3 separate regions of the Mus musculus genome follow, and regions 1 and 3 are each linked to region 2. A link is a loop called in an ENCODE intact Hi-C map of the cell type or tissue named here. Cell type or tissue: heart. All regions are shown on one strand. Each heading gives the region's core, and the rest is flanking DNA. Links, peaks and the distances in the headings are about the cores only.

Evidence for each region. Hi-C counts contacts between places; a loop is a spot of excess contacts. Peaks named below come from ENCODE experiments on the same cell type or tissue, not always from the same donor. Only the 100,000 strongest peaks of a DNase experiment are listed, where the experiment ranks them.
Region 1: it touches region 2 in a loop (2.4-fold over the local background); 12 of 42 quality-filtered maps call a loop at or near these places.
Region 3: a loop joins it to region 2, with 3.0 times the contacts of the local background. A loop is called at or near these places in 8 of 42 quality-filtered maps.

The regions. Positions count from the first base shown.
Region 1 is chr3:33,952,780-33,960,180 of GRCm38, forward strand. Gm23175 (a small nucleolar RNA gene) reads right to left here and starts at 6,421; the gene lies at 6,290-6,421. In heart, for the core only: no CTCF peak of the experiment used is centred there; a DNase peak (open chromatin) is centred at 3,652; H3K4me3 peaks cover 934 bases.
Region 2 is chr3:34,077,478-34,084,878 of GRCm38, forward strand. Dnajc19 (DnaJ heat shock protein family (Hsp40) member C19) reads right to left here and starts at 3,877. Exons shown (of 6, transcript NM_026332.4): 1 at 3,709-3,877; 2 at 2,754-2,805; 3 at 2,607-2,680; 4 at 1,728-1,807; 5 at 1,298-1,368; 6 at 1-47. The coding sequence starts at 3,711. In heart, for the core only: no CTCF peak of the experiment used is centred there; a DNase peak (open chromatin) is centred at 3,864; H3K4me3 peaks cover 2,246 bases; H3K27ac peaks cover 1,481 bases.
Region 3 is chr3:33,796,779-33,804,179 of GRCm38, forward strand. It overlaps Ttc14 (tetratricopeptide repeat domain 14), which reads left to right and starts at 3,405. Exons shown (of 12, transcript NM_027619.4): 1 at 3,405-3,658; 2 at 4,178-4,302; 3 at 4,413-4,612; 4 at 6,081-6,165; 5 at 6,297-6,426; 6 at 6,672-6,827; 7 at 7,222-7,293. The coding sequence starts at 3,501. In heart, for the core only: a CTCF peak has its summit at 3,137 (motif pointing left); DNase peaks (open chromatin) are centred at 3,043 and 3,343; H3K4me3 peaks cover 2,388 bases; H3K27ac peaks cover 1,643 bases.

The sequences.
Region 1 (7,401 bases), core at 1,234-6,233, 130 kb before region 2:
TGTGTGTGTGTGTCTGTGTGTCTGTGTGTCTGTGTGTCTGTGTGTCTGTGTGTCTGTGTGTCTGTGTCTGTGTGCGCGTGTAGAGGTTAGACTAAAACTTTCAGAAGTGAGTTTTCTCCTTCTCTCTTGTTTTTAGTCTGGGTCTCTCTTGCTTCTGTTAGTGTGCATACTTCAAGCCAGCTGACCTGCTGGCTTCGAATGTTTGGATTCAAATGTGTGGAGAGCGTTTGGGGGCCACTTGGTAGGAATCTGACATTGGGCCAGGACAAGGAAATGGGCTTCAAGCAGGAATCTGACATTGAGCTATGACAAGGAAGTAAGGTTAAGCAAGAATCTAATTTTAGGCTAGAACAGGGAAGTAAGTTCAGGCAGGAATCTAATTTTAGGCTAGAACAAAGAAGTAGCTTCAGGCAAGAATATGACTTTGGGCTAGGACAGGGAAGTAGGCTTAGATATCTTGGTCATCCTGATAAGCCCTTAGAAACCATGATCACGGGAGTGATCATGGGACTTTGTTTATTGCCTTGCTTGTTCCTTGACTATTTGTGTTTATTGTCTTGCTTGTTCCTCAACCTAGAACTGATCTTAGTACTTGCATGTAATTAAAATGGTATAAAAGCAGATTAGGAAAAAATAAACCTGCCTCAGAACTGGCTGGGGTCATGTTACAATGTTGTCTAATTGACTTTTTTCTTTTTAATCCTCACTTCTGCGCTGGAGGGAGAACCTGTTGACTGACTGAGCTGGCTTGGTCATGCACGCTTTTGCATCTGGACCTTTTGGGGGGAGGGGGTTCCAGGCATCCCCAGCAAGTACCTTCTTCACCCAGGGAGTCGCCTCACTAGGCTTCAGATTAGAAAGAAATTTTGAAGATGAAGAAAAAGAATAACCAACTACCCACATTTGAAAGACAATCAGTCAAAAGATGGGACCATTTATGGTCAGGGTAAAGCCAGGTAGATGGGGGGAGTAACAGGGGATGCAGTCCATGGCTAGCCATTTAAGAAGAAATGAGATAACTGCATGAACATGGGGCACAGTGAGGCTCTAAGTACAGGATCCGAGCATCCTATGCTAGAGGATGGGTAGGATTCAAAGCCCGGATGGGATTACCTAAGAGGGGCATCAGGTGCAGTGAGAGAGCTGTGTGCTCAGAGCCCTGCAGCTTCCTCTCCAGCAGGCAGCCTTCTGGGGAGCAGGGAAACTCCGTGATTGTTTCCACACAATATAACAGATGATGATGCACATTTCAAACAGAGACTAGAAAACAAGGCAAACAGGTGCGAACAGGCAGCAGATGTTTATTCCGTATTTGTAACTGTTCACCATTTGAAAATAGCGATGATGAGGCCAGGGAGGTGGGTCTGCAGGGGCAGGTGATCGACTCTCACAAGTTCTCTGACCTCCATACAAGTATTCATGTCAAACACACAATAAATAAATGGACAAATGTAAAATAGTGATAATGTTGGTATTGTTAGATAGATAGAGGCTCAGTCAGTAAAGTGCCCACCTTGCATGCATGAGGACCTGACCCTGAACCCTGTTTATTTGTTTGTTTGTTTTAAAAACCACAAGTGGTGAAGAAGGCAGTCAGGAGGAAGATGCTAGGGCCACAGCTGAGCCACACGTGTGTTAAGGGTAGTGACAGTCCCAACAGCCAGTCTTGTAGAGGGTGACAGCCTGCATCACTCTCATAGCATACTGGAATAAAGAAAAAGAGAAGGGAGGGAAGGAAGGAAGGAAGGGCTATGACGTCATCCACTGAAATTGCTAGTAGTTCCCCAGAGAAGTCTGCTTAAAGTCTAAGCTATAATTGAATTTATAACAATTGCACATTTTTCTAACGTCACATTGTAGCCCAATTACATCACTTTTGTGCCCTGCCACCACTGTGGGACTTTTTACGAGTACTAAATTCTGTCCTGGTGTGGGAGTACACACATCCAGCACAAAAGAATCACGAGTTCTGAGCCAACCTGAGCAGCATAGTGAGTCTAAGGTCCACCCGTCTTCTTGTGGGCGTTGGAGGGGGTATATAAAAAATTCTGGCTACTTGAACTGTATCTCCATTCTGTCCCTTTGATCCACAGACCATTCACTAACACAGCCTCTGACACTGTAATCTGCCAGTACGAAGGACCCAGGGTGCCTTTTGTTTTGAGGTGGGGGTGGGGGATGGAGGGTTGGAGGGGGAGGGGTGGGGTGGGTGGAGAGAGGGGGTCCGGACTGGGGAATCAAAGTCAACTTGTAGACCCACTTGTTCTGCACTCAGCTGCGATTGGAATTCCCCTGTGGTTTGTATTGTTGTTAATTTGACCCTGTTTGCCTAGACTTTACTGTTTGGCTTTGGTTATCTGAGAGAAGCCCACGTCCTAGGGCTGTGGCTGGCTTCCACACCTGATTTGGTGGTCCGAACTTCGCTCATTGTTGTGACTGTTTTGCTAGGCTCACAGTGGGCGTGGCTTTTCTCCAACTAGCCCTCCGTTTAACTACCCCATGCTGGGGAGAGAGGTGTTACTGCTTCAGCACTGCGGCTGGTCTGCACTTAAGAAACTTGTTACAATTTGTCCAAACACACCTTCTAATGACAGGGATGGTGTAAAGAAGCTAATGACAGATCAGAGGCTCCAGCCTTGTAACCTCACACCTGTCAGAAGTGGCTGCCTACTGACCTGCAATTACGCTATTATGGGAATGTTCCACACTAAACTACTCTGAGAACTGGTGAAACTAACTTAAAGGTTTTAAACTATACTCTTCATGTATTCATTAACAACGCTCATGGGATGTCTATTCGGTGTAAGGGCTACAACAATCATCAGCAGATGAAGGCCAATAGCTTTGTGTGGAAGGCAGAAAATTAAATAATTTCTGCAAAATGGTACGGATGCTCTATTATAGCAAGTTCCAGGGGGCAGTGGGTATCCCTGGGGAGGAGCGTCTTGTGTATCGACTTTGAGGCGCCTTGGTGCCATTACTGATGGAGCAACTGAGATATGCATAATTTTATTGCCACTTGGCTTTTATGTATTCAATCTAGAAGTCTCTTCCTAAAAACAGATGAGATGGAAGCCTGCAGGTTCACTTCCTGTTAGTTTAAAACAATTTCTGAAACGGTACACTTTATGCAGTTTCTTTTGGCTCACAGATTAGGACACAGAAAAACTTCAAGAAGCTGTCGGGCCACCTGCCCAGCTTCAGGTGAGAACCCCTGGTGGCTCAGCTCACTGAACAGGAAGCGCAACACAGCGTGGTCGAGAGACTGGGGGAGGTACCAAGATCACTTTGTGCTCGCAAGGTAGCCAATCCAGCCCTGCAAGGGAATTCTTTAAGGGGACATTCTAATCCTTCTAAAAGGTTCCAGTGCCTGGCAACCTCCATAGGAATTCTGCCGGGCACCAAGAATCCCACAGCAAGTTCATCAACTACCTCTTTCCTACTTCACATCCGTGATGAGAGAGGAGCCACAGGTGTGAGAGGACTGAGAGGCACCAGGCTCACTCTGCATCCGCCTGTGCTCAGCTGGACAGGATCAATCTATTCTCTGGGCAAGAACCCTGTGATGTAAACTGAGAAAGGGCAGGAGATAAGCAGGGCGGTACTAACTCAAGGGCAGCAGGCAACGGTGCGGGGTTGGGTCAGGGGAAAATGACGCATTAGGACTTGCTGTACTTCTCCTGTCCTCTAGATGGCAGCAGCGGAACGAAATAGAGAAAACCTGTTTCCATAGAAACAGTCCGCGTCTTCTACACAAAAATAATCTTAGGGCGTTATTTGAAACAAGGTCTTTAAGTTGTTTTCTATAGACACCGAGGTACTTCTGTGGTGTTTCAAGAGTGAAAAATCAGTACACAAACATCCTAAAGATTGTTCAGCTCCTCAGGCCACCAATAATCGACATCAGTATGGATTTTCTCTTATACCAAGAATACCTCTGAGATATGCTTTGTAGTGTCTCACAGATTTACATCTGGAAGCTGAGACATCAACACTGAATGTGAAATGTAGTTTGAAAGTTAACGGAAACCCCTCCTATGAAAGACCAAGTAATTGCATGAGTAAACAGGAAATGAACCTGCAGTACAGAGGGCAGAACCCATCACACCACAAGAAGGCTGAAAGCTCTTGGTGGCTTCAAAAAAGAACTTCCAGAGACTGTAGCTTACCCAGAGGTTATATTTTTATTTTTGCACGCATCCAGGCTGTGGTACCAAGGATCTCTAAGGGTTTGATACCTCAAAAAGTTACACCTCTGTATTCATAGACAAATTTAGGATGTGCCATTCTGTCTGCCTCCAAGTCTCTCAAAGGTGCCATTTGGATCCAATGGAATGATTTTAGTGCTGGAATAAAAAGCATGCATATATATGCGCACGTGTGTGTGTGTGTGTGTGTGTGTGTGCGTGTGTGTGTGTGTTTACATGGTGCTGGAGATGGATTCTAAGACTCGGTGGGTGCTAGACAAGCACTCAGTGAGAATTAACCAGTCAGAGTCTTTGGGAAAGTAGTTCAGCAATGCAAAACTGGAATTTTAATATTCTGTCTTTTCTTTGCTCCAATCGTAGCTTCTGAGAGGGGAAAAATCAGGAAGGTGGAAGGGTTACGTACAAACACGATCTCCGTTCTGTGGCGTTAACGATGAGCTAACTGGAGGTGGTGCGTAGTGGAGACTGCCTTGCAGTAGCAGGCAGAGTGGATCCAGTCATAGGTCCGCATTTGTCATGTTCTCTGAGAGGCACTGGGTACCCTCCAGTGGATGGCTGGGAACCTAACCTCTCTGTGACAGTGTGACATCAAGGCAAAAAGGGTTGGAAGCTTAGCTGATGGAGCACCTGCATCGCAAGCACAAAGACCTGGGTTCTGTCCCCGGCACCACATCAACAGAGTGGGCTGGCATATGCCTTTAACTCCAGCACTCAGGAGGTAAAGGCAGGAAGATGAGAAGTACACGGTCATCCTCAACTATGTTGTGCGTTCAAGATCAGCCTGTGACACCAGACCAAGGACTGGCTAGAGGCAGAGAGTTATCAAGCACACAGCACCACACCCATCTTTGTCTGTCTAAAGCGGCTCCTGGAGGTTAACTCAGATCCTCATGCCGACACGTCCAGCCGCTGACAGACTGGGCTGACTTCCTACTTCTGAATCTTTTCATTTTTAAGAATGTCTAAACTGCTAGGAAAAGACCGTGAGGCCTCAACACTACACAAAGAACTACAGGCAACTGAGGAATGCCAAGCTGTAGAAATAGTCTTCCCCGAGGAAAATCACGTGAAGTGATTATCCGAATCAGTCAGCCCTGAAAACGTGCATACAAGTAACATTATACTGAGCAGGCTGTGCTTATGTGTGTAGGATCCATATGTATATCCATATCCATATAGGCATGTAACCTCAATTAATGACATTAAGAGGCAGGGCTAGCTCTCCCGTGCTCATGCCCTCAGGGCTGGCTTATCTGCAATGCCCACAGCTAAGGCTAGCTCTACTGCGTTGTTCAGTAGAGGTATAGGGCCAGATCTCCTGAGTGCTACAACAGGTGAGGGTAAGAGTCCACTCTCCTACTCTCATGACCCCAGGACCAGATCTCTCTTGTCCATGCCAAAGCAAACTGCACCAGAGTCAAGTGGCAGGGCCAACTTTCCCATGTTGGTGTTGTCAGAGCTGGCTCAACCTGCAACTCCTGAAACGTGCGGGGCTGGTTCTTCCAAGTACTGCAGCTGGCTGAGGGTGGGTTCCGCTCTCCTGTTCTGTGTCCCTAGGGCCAGCTCTTCCACAATGCCCAGGCAAGTGATGAGGCCAGTTCCACACAGCCCTCATGCATCAACATTTCCCCAGACCGAAGCCCAAACTAGGAATTAGGTGTCTGCCTGGTCTTTGGTAGTAACAGACCCCCTTCTGCTGCAGGGCCATGGACCCAGATGTAGCCCCTAGTGGCAGCACAAGCCAGGACCCCACCATGGTTCCAGATGGCATCACTGGCTACTCACATCAGGCTGTTCCTCACTACCCTCGAGTCTCTAGTTCTGCCTCTCTTCTGTGCCCACATCCTTCTGTTTCTCTCTCTCTCTTCCATTTCTCCACCACTTACTTGCTTAATGGTACTCAGAGTATCTGAGTGCTAGACTCATCTCAGGAGTGCTATGCCTCGCCCATGCATTATGGCACCAGGCAGGCGTCATCTCTGGTGTGGTCTGCCACCTCCCCACCTCCAGGCCTGCATGATGTCCAGACTCCATGGCACCAGACTGTTGGTTATCTCGGGCTTGCTTTTTTTTCAGGGAGGTAAGTTAGGCTGCTAATCATTCAGATGTTCGTAGGAAAGAACACTGAGCATACTCATAGCGTCTCTCCCCTCTGCCACCTTCTGATGCACATGTGACACAGCAGCCACATCTGCAATGCCTTCAGTGGCAGGTAAGTGTTTTGTTTTGTTTTGTTTTGTATTTTTAAAGAGGAAAAACTAGAATAACCAAATTGGGTATGGTGGAACACGTCTGTAATATCAGCCTGTGGGAGACAGAGGCAGGAGTGTGGTGAGACTGAGGGCAGCCTGGGCTACATGGTGAGACCAGGTGAAATCACTTGGTAAACCAAAGGCTTTCCTATCATTCAGTCGTAGGAAGCATCCAACACAGGAGGTCAGTTTCTTCTCAAAGTGGGTCTGACTACTGATCTATTTCATTGGAAATCTGCCATAGAAAGGGAGGGTCACACTGCTGCTTCAAAGCCTTGGTGAAACTGCTTGCGGCTTGGCCAGACATTGGATTGCTGCCATGCAGTGTGTGTGAAGCTCCACAGAACTGGTAACAATGACACTCGGTACTTCTGATGGTTGTATAAACACTTGCCCAAGAACCCAGAAACAAGGTCATTCATTCTCCCTTGCATGGTCAAAATGCCACTTTTGGTTGGAGACGGCTCAGTGGGTAAAGGCCTGTAAGCCTAGTGAGCCGAGTTCAAGTCCATGTAAATATGAGTGAATTGTATCAACTCCATAGTATTGCCATGCTATCTCCACATATGTGCCATGTTACATGCATGCACGTGCGCACACACACACACTATATGCACTCACAACAATGAATAATGATGTCAGTTATTTTAGTCTCTGACATTCCTTTCTGTCCATCTCTTTATACCCTCTCCAATCAAGAAACCACTTCGACTATGCTGGCCACGAGATCCTGGTCAGTGGCATTTCGCCTGTCAAGCTCTGTCAGTCTCTTGTAGCTTCCACTTCCTGAGACACCTGTCTCTCAGTCATTATGGGAAGTCACATAACTCTAACTCTAGCCAAGTCTTTAATTGCAGGGAATTTTTTTTTATAGTTAAATTCTTCTTTTATAAGCAAAGGCAGTCCCTCAAGTCAGCTTTTATCCAATACAAAATCATCTG
Region 2 (7,401 bases), core at 1,590-6,589:
TAAGTCTTTAGCTTCATTGATTTTGGCTGCTATATAAGGAGATCCTCCTATAGAAGAAAGGGGATGGGGGAGACACAGTTTAGAGCACAGATTCTAAGTCTTGTCAGAAGCATTTCAAGGATTCCAGGGTGTAACAGAAATGGTATCTTCATTAAGAAGCAACTATGATACTATAAATATGTCTCAAAATTAAAGGGTAAAATATCAGATCGATGGGAAATGAGATGTTTTCACACAAAAGTTTACCATTTTTCAGAAATCTTTTTTTCAGAAGTCTAAATAGGATTTGGCTCCTCCCACATACACACTTAACAGAACTCTATGCTTACTCATTACTGCATATGTGGATATAATCCACTGTTCTTCCCATAGGCTTCTAAGCTAATGTTGAAAGACTTATCTGTGTACCATTCTATAATGCTTCAGTTTTCCTCTCAATATTAGCTGACTCTTTGTAATGTCATCTAGATTTGCTGTCTACTAAAGTGATGGAGCAGTGTGGTCCTAACCCTATCAAAGAGGGGTCATCAAGAGGATTCTGGTAGAATGTGTATATGTGGACTCTACTACCATCCAGAACAGAATACTTCGAGGTCTGCAAGCTAAATTCTTTACATTGTGAAGTCACATACTAAACAGTTCTATTTAAATTTCATGTGCATGACAACAGATTTTTGTGGTCTGCTTAAAGAATCTGTTCTTACCAGTTAAAGCTACTTTGAAGTCTGTATTTGAATAAAAGCAAATACAGCTCATAGGTTTCCAAATAAGTATTCTGTCACAAGTGTCCACACATTAAGAGGCCCCTTAAGTTTTTCTTAATTAAAATTTAAACTTGGTTATTTATGAGTCTAAACAAAAATAATGCAAACCTAAAAAGTAAAACTCAAAACATAGCCGAGTTGGGGTGTGCTTCTTAAGCTCTGCTTTTGGGAATGAGGGAGGGTGGTCATAAGGTTTAGGCCAACCTTGGATGGCCTAAAAACAAACCAACCAAAATATCTAGCAGAACTGTAACCCGTTATTGGAAGACATTCTATCATAGACACAGAACCTAAAAGTAGTAGTAATGTTTACCGCTCCTGCCAAATCACAGTAGTTCTTACATTGTTGTTCATTATATCTTTATTTTGGTGAGACATGGTGTCACTGCAGAGAACGTCACCATATGTACTGAATTTCACTTAAGACACTACAATGTGATCCACAACTGGGAAACTGCTCACACACAGACATTCATAACACCAAGAATTAGCTATTCCATTAACAGTCCAGTATAGTAATAAAAGTTGCTTACCCTTGTCTGGGTGATTTAATAGCATAATCCGGCGATGAGCATCCCTGATCTTCCCTTTATTGGCAGTAGGGCTAATTTGAAAAGGAAAACATACTTGTTGCTTTAGTTTGCTTTAAGAAAACAAAACACCATGAACTATTACAGAAGTGAAGTTAAACATTGAGAACAGTAAAGCAACACAACTGAGAAGCTGTGTGTGAGACAGTAAAATGTGCTTCGTAAGAACCAAAAGTGCTTTAGATGTAGTTAACATCATAACCCTCATTCAACGCTTAGTTTGCATTCCAGAGTAGACTTTAGATTACTCCAGGCAGCAGTGAGCACTGTCCCAGTGTTACACGTGTGAGTTCTATCCCCAGCAACTACTTCATTCTCAATTACTACTAGGAATTACCTTACCCTACATCTCAGAACTGAGTAGACATCTTACCTTACACCTAATATTAATGCTGCTTCCCGTTTTGTCATTTTGGGTTCAAATCCACCTCTGTAGTACCCACCACCGAATGCCTGAAAGAAATTGAATTGGAAGAAAAGATTAATGAAGTAAATGGAAGTTGGTTAAATCTGTAAAAGAAGTGGTACATTTCAGGGAAGTACAAGTGTACTTCCCAAGGCACTTTAGCTTGACCAGGGGTAGCCAACTATTTTAAGATGTGTTAAACACCCATTTCTTGCAACTAAACTGGAACAGTGTCTTGAGAACATAAGATGGGAGGGGGGGAGGGGAGATGAGTGAATGGCAGCCACTCTCATCCATATTCCAGACAGAAACTTGATCCCCGTAAAACAGGAGTTTCAAAAGGTCTCAAAAGACGACCTGGAGATCTCGAAAAGATTCAAGGCAACAACTAAAATAAGACTTTATGGTAGGGACATTTATGCCATCAGAATCTTAACCTTAGTAGAGATCATGTACAACAAGGCCCTATGCTCCTGCCCAAGCTCCATGACATGGCCTCTCAAAGTCCTGACTAGCAGCAGCTTTGTGCTTTACACCCAGTTCAGAGCCGTTATCTAACATCGCTGCAAAGCTATCCTATGTGACAAAACACGAGGGAAGGCAGCTGGACAGATAAACCTGGGTCAACAGTATATGTAGTAAAATTAATTGCTAACTACCTGCTATCGTTCTAAATCTGCAAAGGCCACCCACCCTCAGTTGTCACATGTGAAAACCAACTCCCAGTGTGGCCCATTGCAAGGTTTACAACTCCACACTGAGCTCCATGGACCTGTGGAATTCACCTTACAGGCAAGCTCCAGGCTTCAAATACAGGCAAGTTAGTTAGCAAGAAGGTTCACTTACAGATTTTGGTAGGCTCTGAAAAACTTGTTTTACTTGAGGCTCCACATGCTTCATGGCTTGTAAAACATAACGGCCTAAAACCAAAAGCAACAGAATAAGCAAATCCATGCATAACCAGTCTGCTCCACCCCCAACCCACAGACAAACCTGCAAATCCTGCAGCAGCAATGGTCAACCCGACTGCTACCACTGTGCTGGCCTGTAATGGAGGAGAAGAGCAAGTCTTTACTACTCTTAATTGCTACCTATTCCGCAGCCAAACTCATTACGACCTTCATTTTGGTGAAAGGTGGGTTCTTTTTCCCTTTTGGGGCAGGATTAGGGATGGAACCTAGTGTGTGTCTCATGCTGGTAAGGTGCCTACAACTCCAGCCTTTCTCAAAGTTCCAACACTTTTATTCTGAGGTGGAGTCTTGCTAAAATTGTCCAGGCTGCCCACGAATTTGCGACTAGCTCTCTAAGCAACTGGGACTTTACAGAGTGCAGCACAGGGTCTGCTGGAAGAAACATTTTTTTTTCTAATAGAAATATGTCTTTAAAACTACTGCAGTTGGACGTGGTGCACATTGGCGGCTTGCATTTAGTCCCCGGACTTGGGAAACATTGGCAGGTGAATTTCTGTACGTTCTGGGACTTCCAGGACTACAAAGTGAAACCCTGTTTAAAAAAAAAAAATTAAACTACTGCAATTTTTATCCACAATTTATTGTCAGAGTATGGGATTTTCACCAAGAAGAAAAGGGTAAGTCATCTTTACCCACAACAGTAAGATGGTGATTTTTCAGCCATGGAAGAGAACTTTAACCCTTGGGCATTGGAACCCCTTTCTAGTTTAGACAAGACCGGTGAAAATAAGATTTCTGCTGGATTTGGAAACAGTGCTTGCAAAGGCTCCCTGATCCCATAAGGTATTTCCACCGTAAAGAGGGGAGGAGTGCGGAGATGGTAGTGGGGTAACAGCCCGACCTCCTAGGAGGCACAAACGTGTGCCTGCCTGCAAGCAGATAAGGGGTGTCAGCTGGAGCCACCGGAGGCCGGAGTAAAGGTCAGTCTCCGTATCCGCCCAGCGCCCCTTCGGAGCCCGTCAGCGCCGACCACTCACCATGACTCCACTCCGCGGCTCGGCACCGCGCGCTCATCCCAGCGCGAGCCCACCGCCACGGTACAGCTGTGGAGAACGACAGGGCCGAGCCAGCGATGCCGCCACTTCCACTAGCGCCGCGCAACACGGCAGCGGCGCCGTAAAGTGCGTCGGAACTGTCGCACAAAGTGCCGCACAAAGGGCCTCACCAACTCCGGTTGACGGAGAGGTCGGACTGGGGCGGGACTGGCCATGCCCTCTGCCCGGGATTCCTGACTTGCAAGTCCAATATCCGGCCCTAAAACAGGCTTTCCCGCTAAAACCTATCTCCCTAACTTTGCTTTATATAGGTTATTCCGCCCACCCCGTGGAAGTAGCGTTGTTTTTCACATGAGGCATTTATTTTGTCTTCTGTGCATCTTTTGCTACCCTGGGCTGTCGCCAGTAGATGTCAAGAAGCCACAAGGCTGATCTTCATGGCCTGCAGAGACATCTTTCTTCTTCTGGCTTGGAACGTAGTTAGATCTATAAACATCAGAAACGATATGGAAAATGATTTTTTCCAGTCTTTTTTTTTTTTCCATCTTCCTTCCTGATGTCTGCTTCAGGCTATGTAGATTTGTTCACTAAAAATACAGCTCCTGTTGTGTGTTCACCATGAATTTTTTCTCTCCTGTTTTAGCCTGACTTACTATTTGTGTAATTAAAAGAGCTTCTTGTACCTGTGTTGCTCACAGCATGTGGTTGTTTGGCCTAAGCATGGCAAATGCACTTGACTAGAAGGAAAGTGACTAGGAGCTGTCTTTTTGCATAAAGGCTGTAAGTTGTGAGAATATAAAAGCCATATGTGACCCCAAGGGAAGCTAGAAACTAAGGTAGCTGTTCTTTGTCAATGAATTCCTGTTAATCTTGCCAGTCTTCGCCTGCTACTTCCCCAAGCTTCTCCCCTTTGTTGTCAGAAGACCATTGTGTGAATGTATCATATTTTGCTTATCTTTCCGTTTCTCATGGGTTGTTTCTGTGGTGTAGCTGTGGGGAGTGTCATGTCTGTGGGCATGGATGTACAGAAACTAGGCAGAGACTTATTCCTTTCTCCTGGCTAGGTGGGCAGACATGAAATCCAGGCATGCTGTGAGGATTGGACTTTCACTTGTCGTGCTTTGAATCTGAGCTGTCTCTCAGAGGCTCATGCATGGATTCGTGTGTGTGTGTGTGTGTGTGTGTGTGTGTGTGTTTGTGTGTGTGTGTTAAGAACTCATGGCAGGGATGTGTTAGAGGTAGGGTATTGGGAAGGTAACTGGATCGAAAGGCTCTAAGAAGATGAGTGGATTGATCAGTTGGTTCTTGGCTTGGTGGATGGTGGGAGGTGATGGGGACGTAGCTGAATCATAGTTATGCGGAGCAGGTTCTTGTCTCTAGCTCCTCCCTTTCTTTGCTTCTTGGCCATCATTCATCTCTGCTGGTAGGTCCGACATTCCCCATCCTAAGGTTCTGCTTCACCACACATCCAGAAACAATGGGATCAGACGACTATGCCTTGTCAGCTCTGAGACTGTGAGCCAGTTATTTTTCCAATGTGAGGTAATTCTGTCAGTCATTTTGCCACAGCAAAGGAAAGGTGAGCAATGTAGTTACTGTTATATTCCTGAAAGGGAAGGTAGTTGGTGGATGAGGGCCTCGATCCACATCCATATTTGATAGTTTCTGGGTTTTTATTGAATTGCAGGCATCCTAATGAGTATGAGGTGGTAACTCATTGGACTTTTGACTTGAGTTTCTTTTGATCAATAATATGGAGTGCCTTTTTATATGCTTAATAAATATGTATATGCATCTTTGGAAAAAATGTCTATTCAAGTCTTTTGCCCTTGCCTTTTTTTGGGTAGTGATTTTTATTTGTTCAGATTCAGGAGTTCTCTGTGTGTTCTGGGTATCACTTCTCATTTATATGGTGTGCTATTATTTCTCCCATCTATGTGATGCATGTTTACTCTGCTGGTAGTGTGTATCGAGGTTCAGCATCCTAAAACTTTTTATAAAGTCCAGCTGTCTGGCTTTTTGGTTCTTTGTTGTTGTTCTGACCTGAGCCTTTGAGTCTCACACAAAACCATGGCATGAATGATTTGCCCTAGGTTTTCTTTTAGGGATTTTGTACTTTTCAGTTTTGATCCAGTCTGAGTTGCCTTTTCTGTTCAATACATTGGGCAAATGGCTCCCTCATTTTGCATACATGTGAGTAGTGTCCCAAGCACTGCTCGTGGAGATAGCTCTTTACTTTTTAAATGGTAGAGGTGAAGGAGAGATTTCAGAAACCGCCTGTGGGGAGAGTTCTAGTGAGCATCTGACATCTTTTGTTGTTGTTGTTGTTTTCTAGGACAACCATAACAAATTTCCACAGGCAGGGATGTTTATGAAATAGAAATGTTTTGGTTTTTCTTTTTTAATTCCAGAGGCTGAACATGTAAGATCAGGGCACTGGTGGGTGTAGTTTCTCTCCTAAGCAACTTGTAAAATTTAAAAAGGAGGAAAAGAGGAAAACTTAAAATCATCCTCTCAAAAGAAATACTTTACTTGCTTGCGGCCATTTCTGACTAGTCTTGTCTGGCTGAATGACAGCAATGTGTCAGAATTGCTCTTGGCTTTGCTTTCCCACTACTGAAAGCAAGTCCTTATCTCATGGAAGCAGTAACTGAATATTTCCAACTGATCACTGGTTTGGTTTACAAGCAAAGAAGTGATAACAGAAGTTAAATAGCAGCTAAGAAACCGCCCCCCAGGTGATGCTAACCGGGACTCATCTTTAATGCCAGATTTGAAGTTTGCTTTGCAAAGCTGGGGCCCCTTTTGTTCACGTTTGTACCACATCGTGAGGATGATAATATTTCTCTAGATGAAATTAAAAAAAATTGGTCAGGAGATACTGGGTAAATGATGTGTCACTTGATAGATGTTACGGTGGCCTAAGATGTCTCTCAAGGTACATGACAGTGAGAAGTTGCTCTCTTTTGGCCTGGCCTATTTCTGCAGAGGAACCTCTTTTGGAATGGGTTGGTTCTGGGTTTTCTGTTCTCTGGTTGGGTCAGGACTTCGGGCAGATGAGAGCATGGCTAGGACTCCACAATGCACACGCACTCTGACACATGCAGCAGGATGACCTGTGCTTTATCCGCTTTTCTAAAATGCATTGTTTGGTGAACCACATAGTGCATTGATTGTGCAACTAATGGAATATTTGAATATTTGGAAATTGTAATTGGTTTTGAAATGTACACTTAAATGTAAGTCATGCACAACACAGTGTTTGATCTGAATAAGAGAATTGTTCTTATGCTTTGGTCTTAACTATTCACTCCAATCCAGTACCTCAGCTATTCCATGGAATCCCAAGTGTGTCTTTAAAACCCTGATTGGTATACAGAGGCAGTGACTGCTTGCTATTCCATCCCTAGCTTTTTGAGGACACAGTTTTGATTTCCATAGCCACTGAGACTTTTCTGTGTCCCCTTAGAGGAAAGCTTCCAAAGGTGATGAGTTCAAATGTGACCTCTTCTCCTAAATACATTGAAGCTTTGCCACAATCTGCCTACATTTTTACCCAACTCTGATTTTAATGCTTGATATTAAAATCAGCTGACTTCAGGGGTCAAGTAGATGGGGTTTTGACAGCCTTCAGATCTGATTCTGTAGATCTAACACCATATGCTGAGATATGAG
Region 3 (7,401 bases), core at 1,234-6,233, 280 kb before region 2:
CTCTATTGAGGGGCATCTGGGTTCTTTCCAGCTTCTGGCTATTATAAATAAGGCTGCTATGAACATAGTGGAGCATGTTTCTTTCTTACTAGTTGGAACGTCTTCTGGATATATGCCCAGGAGAGGTATTGCGGGAGCCTCAGGTAGTACCATGTCCAATTTTCTAAGGAACCGCCAGACTGATTTCCAGAGTGGTTGTACAAGCTTGCACTCCCACCAACAATGGAGGACTGTTCCTCTTTCTCCACATCCTCGCCAGCATCTGCTGTCACCTGAATTTTTGATCTTAGTCATTCTGACTGGTGTGAGGTGGAATCTCAGGGTTGTTTTGATTTGCATTTCCCTGATGATTAAGGATGCTGAACATTTTTTCAGGTGCTTCTCAGACATTCAGTATTCCTCAGATGAGAATTCTTTGTTTAGCTCTGAGCCCCATTTTTTAATTGGGGTTATTTGATTTTCTGGAGTCCACCTTCTTGAGTTCTTTATATATATTGGATATTAGTCCTCTATCTGATTTAGGATAGGTAAAGATCCTTTCCCAATCTATTGGTGTCCTTTTTGTCTTATTGACGGTGTCTTTTGCCTTACAGAAGCTTTGCAGTTTCATGAGGTCCCATTTGTCAATTCTCGATCTTAAAGCACAAGCCATTGCTGTTCTATTCAGGAATTTTTCCTCTGTGCCAATATCTTCGAGGCTTTTCCCCACTTTCTCCTCTATAAGTTTCAGTGTCTCTGGTTTTATGTGGAGCTCCTTGATCCACTTAGATTTGACCTTAATACAAGGAGATAGGAATGGATCAATTCGCATTCTTCTACATGATAACCACCAGTTGTGCCAGCACCATTTGTTGAAAATGCTGTCTTTTTTCCATTGGATGGTTTTAGCTCCCTTGTGGAAGATCAAGTGACCATAGGTGTGTGGGTTCATTTCTGGGTCTTCAATTCTATTCCATTGGTCTACTTTTCTGTCACTATACCAGTACCATGCAGTTTTTATCACAATTGCTCTGTAGTAAAGCTTTAGGTCAGGCATGGTGATTCCACCAGAGGTTCTTTTATCCTTGAGAAGAGTTTTTGCTATCCTAGGTTTTTTGTTATAATGGAGTACTACTCGGCTATTAAAAAGAATGAATTTATGAAATTCCTAGGCAAATGGTTGGACCTCGAGGGCATCATCCTGAGTGAGGTAACCCAATCACAAAAGAACTCACATGATATGTACTCAAAGATAAGTGGATATTAGCCCAGAAACTTAGAATACCCAAGATATAAGATACAATTTGCTAAACACATGAAACTCAAGAAGAACGAAGACCAAAGTGTGGATACTTTGCCCCTTCTTAAAATTGGGAACAAAACACCCATGGAAGGAGTTACAGAGACAAAGTTTGGAGCTGAGAAGAAAGGATGGACCATCTAGAGACTGCCCTATTCGGGGATCCATCCCATAATCAGCCTCCAAATGCTGACACCATTGCATACACTAGCAAGATTTTGCTAAAAGGACCCTGATATAGCTGTCTCTTGTGAGACTATGCTGGGGCCTAGCAAACACAGAAGGGATGATCTCAGTCAGCTATTGGATGGATCACAGGGCCCCCAATGGAGGAGCTAGAGAAAGTAGCCAAGGAGCTAAAGGGATCTGCAACCCTATAGGTGGAACAACAATATGAACTAACCAGTACCCCGGAGCTCTTGACTCTAGCTGCATATGTATCAAAAGATGGCCTAGTTGGCCATCACTGGAAAGAGAGGCCCATTGGACTTGCAAACTTTATATGCCCCAGTACAAGGGAACGCCAGAGCCAAAAAGGGGGAGTGGGGGGGAGGGGAGTGGGGGGGGAGGGTATGAGGGACTTTTGGGATAGCATTGGAAATGTAAATGAGGAAAATACCTAATTTAGAAAAAAAAAAGATCTGAGGCCACACCTTAGGTAGCCACATTAACCTTCAGTGTTATAGCTTTATGCCTTTATTCTTATCTGTCTTCCACAAACAAACAGAGTCACTCCGAGCCAGGGCGTATTTTCATCTTTAGAGTCTAGTGTTTGTTACAGGATATACATATGTGTTTACTATTTTTTGTTTGTTTTTTGGTTTTTGTTTGTTTGTTTGGTTGGTTGGTTGGTTTTTCGAGACAGGGTTTCTCCGTGTAGCCCTGGCTATCCTGGAACTCACTCTGTAGACCAGGCTGGCCTGGAACTCAGAAATCCACCTGCCTCTGCCTCCCAAGTGCTGGGATTAAAGGCGTGCACCACCACGCCCGGCTTATGTGTTTACTTTTAAGATGAAATTTGAAATCACAGTAAAAGTAGGGTTAGAAACCAAGCAGTGAAAATCTGTTTGGAATATTCTGCTTTCTTCATTTCCTTCACCATTTTCGTACCCTGTACCACCCCCTCCCAACAGTTCATTAAACTATTCATATTTCTTTAAAGTTTCTTGGAGAGTTTTTAAGTTAAAAAAAATGTAGGTGGGGTTGTAGCTCAGTGGTAGAGAGAATCCTTGGCTAGCATGCTGAAAACCCAAGCACTAACCAACTCCCTCACTTTCCATTGTACCCCCTCTGGTCTGGTCAACTATCCAGTGTCCTGTCCCTTTCAAAAATCACGTATTTGTCACGAAAGAAAATGAATTCGAAACCCCTGTAACTGGAAAACAAACAAACAAACAAAACAAACAAAAAAACAAACAAAAAACAAACAAACAAACAAAAGCCCTGATGGTATGGGTGTGGTGCCCAGGTGTAGAACAAAGTTGTGTGGGGTTATGGGTTACACTCGGTGTAGAGCTAGCACTGAAGTGTAGCCAGCAAACGCTGGCCAGTTTTAAGTAAGCCACCTAAAGCACTCGGTACCAGTGTGTACCAGGCAGCCCACAGATATCACCCTAGTAGTAGGCAGCTTATCCTAAAACTCCTACAAAGCCACGCCAGAACAGAGCATGCGCGCTGCGCTTTAAAGCTCTCCGGGCTGGTGACAGCCACATCCCTCTAAAAGGCAGCGAGAAACAAGGTGGACACGCCTCCAGCCGCCGCCAAGTCAACTGTAGGTCCTTGTCTGTCTGCCCCACGTCGGTCTAGCAGGCAGCTTTCCTGCGACCGCCACCTTGAGGCAATCCTGAGGGGACGCGGGCGCCGCCCCGGGCAGACAGGACTGAGGAAACTTCCTCCGCGGCCGCCCAGCCACCCTTGCACCGCTGAACTCGGCAGCACCCGGTGAAAAAGAGACCGGAGCTCTGGCCTTGGCGACCTAGGAACCACACAGCCCGACGTACGTGCTAAGCTCAGGCGTCCCCACACGTCACACCTCCAGCCTTACTCCGCCCTCGGCGCCAGACCCGCTTCGCGCTTCCTGCGGGTTCCCGTAGTCCCGCCAGGTCTCGCGAGACTGAGGCAGCTCGCCGCCGCGAGCGCTTCCGGGAGGTTAGCGCGTCCGGGCAGCTTCCCTCGGCTTGCGGGAGCGCGGGCTCGGACGCCGGAGCCTGGCGGGCTCGCCATGGACCGCGACTTGCTGCGGCAGTCGCTGGGCTGCCACGGCCCGGCCCTGCTGTCGCTGCTGCGGAGTGAACAGCAGGACAACCCGCACTTCCGGAGCCTGCTGGGCACGGCGGCCGAGCCAGCCCGCGGCGCGGCGCCTCCTCCGGGAGCCGGCAGGTATCGGGGCCGTGACCCGGGCCGGGGCGCGGGGCGGACAGGAGGGACCGAGCCCCGGGGTGTGTGACCAGGCACTGGCTCCGGGCTGAATGGCCGGGATGCGCCTTCCGAGCCGCCGCCAAAGCTTCCCTGCTCCCGTTTCCAGAGAGAACGGGCTTAAAACTTCTTCCGGAACTCAGTGGGTAAAGTCACTTTCCATCGAGCGGCCTGACCTGACCGATTCCCAGGCTTCGCAAGGGTAGGCGAGAACCAATCCCAGCCTTGTCCTATGATCCCCCAGTTGCACACGGTGGCACATGGACGCCACATCACAGCACTAAATAAATGCATACTGAAAAGCTAAAATAAATAAAACTTCCCCTGGAGACACTAAGCAGGGTTGGGTGATGAAAACTGCCGTACACGAGTTTGGATGTATGAGAGCGTGGATCAGTGAAAAAAAAAAAAAAAAATATATATATATATATATATATATATATATATATATATGTACATGTATATAGTCACCTTTCTTTTAAGGAAAGAGAAGAGAGTTGACAACATTGAAATACAAAAATTCATCTCTAAAAAAGCGGATCTGCTTTTTGCACTGTCTTGGAAATCAGACGCATCTCCACCCTCTGAAGTGCATGACGACAATGACAGTAAGTTTAGTCTGAGAAGCTTTTCAAGATTTACTGGTTAGTTTAAAGCATTTTATCAAAGGAGAAGGAAGTCAGAATGATCGTGGTGATTTGGTTTTATTTTATTCCAGATCTTTATGCGGTCATGCCACCCTTAGAGCAGTTCATGGAGATGCCAAGCATGGACCGGAGAGAGCTCTTCTTCCGAGATATTGAACGTGGTGATATAGTGATTGGAAGAATTAGCTCTATTCGGGAGTTTGGTTTTTTCATGGTGTTGATCTGTTTAGGAAGTGGCATCGTGAGAGATATTTCGCACTTAGAAATCACAGTAAGTCACTCTACACTCATCCCATGCAAAAATTATGTGCTTATCCAAGTCTGTTTACATTTACCTGGTAGGATATTGGGGGGGGAGGGTTAAAGATAAGCTGAAAAAAAAAAAAAAAAACAGTAGTTGTTCTTACCAAAAGCCTTAGAGAGCTGGACATTGACAGTACATGCCTTTAACCCTAGTTCTCAGGAGGCAGAGGTGGGCTGAACAGAGGTGGGTTCAAGGCCAGCCTGATCTCTATAGTGAATCCCTATCAAAAAAAAACAAGTACTAGAGTGTTACGTTTCCTCCATTGTGGGTGTTTCAAGGTTTGGAGAACTCTGTTTGCAGGTCAGTCTCCTTTTTGACATCATAGAGATTAGTGGTTGTGATGATGTTCATTGGTATTCTGAACAGATATCTTGTGGTTAAACATATGCTTAATAATTGCACATTAGATGTTCGTATGTAAGTAATCTAGCAAGTCCTTCCTATCATATTAAACATATAACATTCTCTCTCTCTCTCTCGCTGTAATAACGTGCTTGCCTCCGTTTGGAGTGCTTCACCCCAACACTGTTCATGTCGGCTCTCTGTCTCACCATGTGAAGAGAAGACATATACAACAGGAGGGTGCACACCTCATTTAAAATGCTAATAGCTTTTGTGTCTTGGTTTTTGGGTTTTTTTTGTTGTTGTTGTTGTTGGTTTGGTTTTGGTTTTTTGGGGTTTTGTTTGTTTGTTTGGTTTTGGTTTTTTGAGACAGGGTTTCTCTGTGTAGCCCTGGCTGTCCTGGAACTCAGAAATCCGCCTGCCTCTGCCTCCCGAGTGCTGGGATTAAAGGAGTGTGCCACCACTGTATCTTGGTTCTTAAAGCTAAAAAACAAGTTTTATTGTGGTTGGACACAAAATGTAACAAAAAAAAATTCTTAAATTTAAGTCACTGACATGTCTGTTAACAGTTGTTTAAAGCCATCAAAAAGAATGAAAGTATGCTGGATGGCCTGAAAGACCCTGTCTCTGATGAAATAAGGCAAACACAGAAAGACAGATATCACATGTTCACATTGTGAATACTGAAAAAGACAGTAGACTAGAGTGGCCAGAGTCAGAAAAGGGGGAGAGGACTGAAGGAAAGTAGGTAACTGCAGCTGGATTAGGATGAGGTGTTCTGGAGCACAGGAGGGTGGCTAGTCTATGACCAGAAAAGAATCTGAAGACTAAACCCAAAGAAATGGTATCTGTCTATTACTAATTATACCAATAGGATAATGGTATATGTGTATTGATTTGCTACCCTGTAAACACTATATAATTGTACCCTGTAAATATGTATAATTATGGATTCTTAAAAAGGAAATAGTGTTAGACTTAGACTTATCATTGTTAATGTGCAGTATTACCATTCATAATGAATAACTAAGATACGAGATACTGTTCTTGCCAGAGTCAAATGTGTGGTGTTTTCAAATACTTCTCCTTGCAGGCTCTTTGTCCCTTAAGAGATGTGCCTTCTCACAGTAACCATGGAGATCCTTTATCATATTATCAAACTGGTGACATAATTCGAGGTGATCAACTTCAACATACTAATTAAAATTTTCAAATTAATGTTGAAAATGTAGTTTAATAGAGGTAGGGTTTGAAAAGTTTATTTTTGTTTTCACTTTTTTATTGTTTGTTCCTTTTTTCTTCTTCAAAGCTGGAATCAAGGATATTGACAGATACCATGAAAAGCTTGCAGTATCTCTGTATAGCTCATCTCTTCCTCCACACATGGCTGGCATTAAACTAGGTGTGATCACTTCTGAAGAGCTTCCTTTGTACTACAGGTATTTATCTTTTATCTATTTCTAACAAATTACAACTGGAATTGCATTTTATAGCCTGTAAATTACTTTAAGCTTGGTAGACAGTTATAGCATAATAGTGCCTGTCTTTTGTGTACAAAAGTGGCATTAGTGTTTAACCCTCCTAGAGTCACATTTCTAGTAAAGTCGGGTGTGCTCCTTACTGTTTGTGTTTCTGATTTTTTTCTTTTTCTTTTTTTTTTCCTTTTTTTTTTTATTTTACAAAGGAGGAGTGTTGAACTAAATAGTAATTCTTTGGAGTCCTATGAAAATATCATGCAGAGTTCTCTGGGATTTGTTAATCCAGGAGTAGTTGAATTCCTTCTAGAGAAACTAGGAATAGATGAATCTCATCCACCGTCTTTAATGAGAGGCCTACAAAGGTAAAAGTAGATCTGCATTCTCTTAGCTGATAAAGGTGGTGAGGGGTGTGGATTAGCTCAGAGGCTACATAGCTGAAGAACACGTTGACCGTAGCAATAGGAATATACTGAAGGTTGAGTGAAGTGAGCCTATCTCCTCCTGGTCTGGATGCTAAGCAATGCTAGGAATATGCCATTTGACCCAAGTAGAGGAGGAAACAGAAAAGTTCATATATATGCTTAAGACTAACATTTAACAGTAATATTCACATTTGACAATTTAAAAGGACTTGGCTGTATAGATGTAATACGAATTTCCTGCTTGAAATTCACCATTTCACTGTTGTATCTACCAGAGACAGAATGAAGTGTACTTCTAAAGTATTTACATTTTTGACTCTCATTTTCTTTATAGCAAAAATTTCTCTGAAGATGATTTTGCTTCAGCATTAAGAAAGAAGCAGTCAGCATCTTGGGCTTTAAAATGGTATGGAGATTGTTCTGTTTAACAATGGCAGTTATCTAGTATGTAACTTAGACACGAATTCTCTCAGCATCAGTAAGACTAGAATGTGTTTACAAGTGAATGACATTC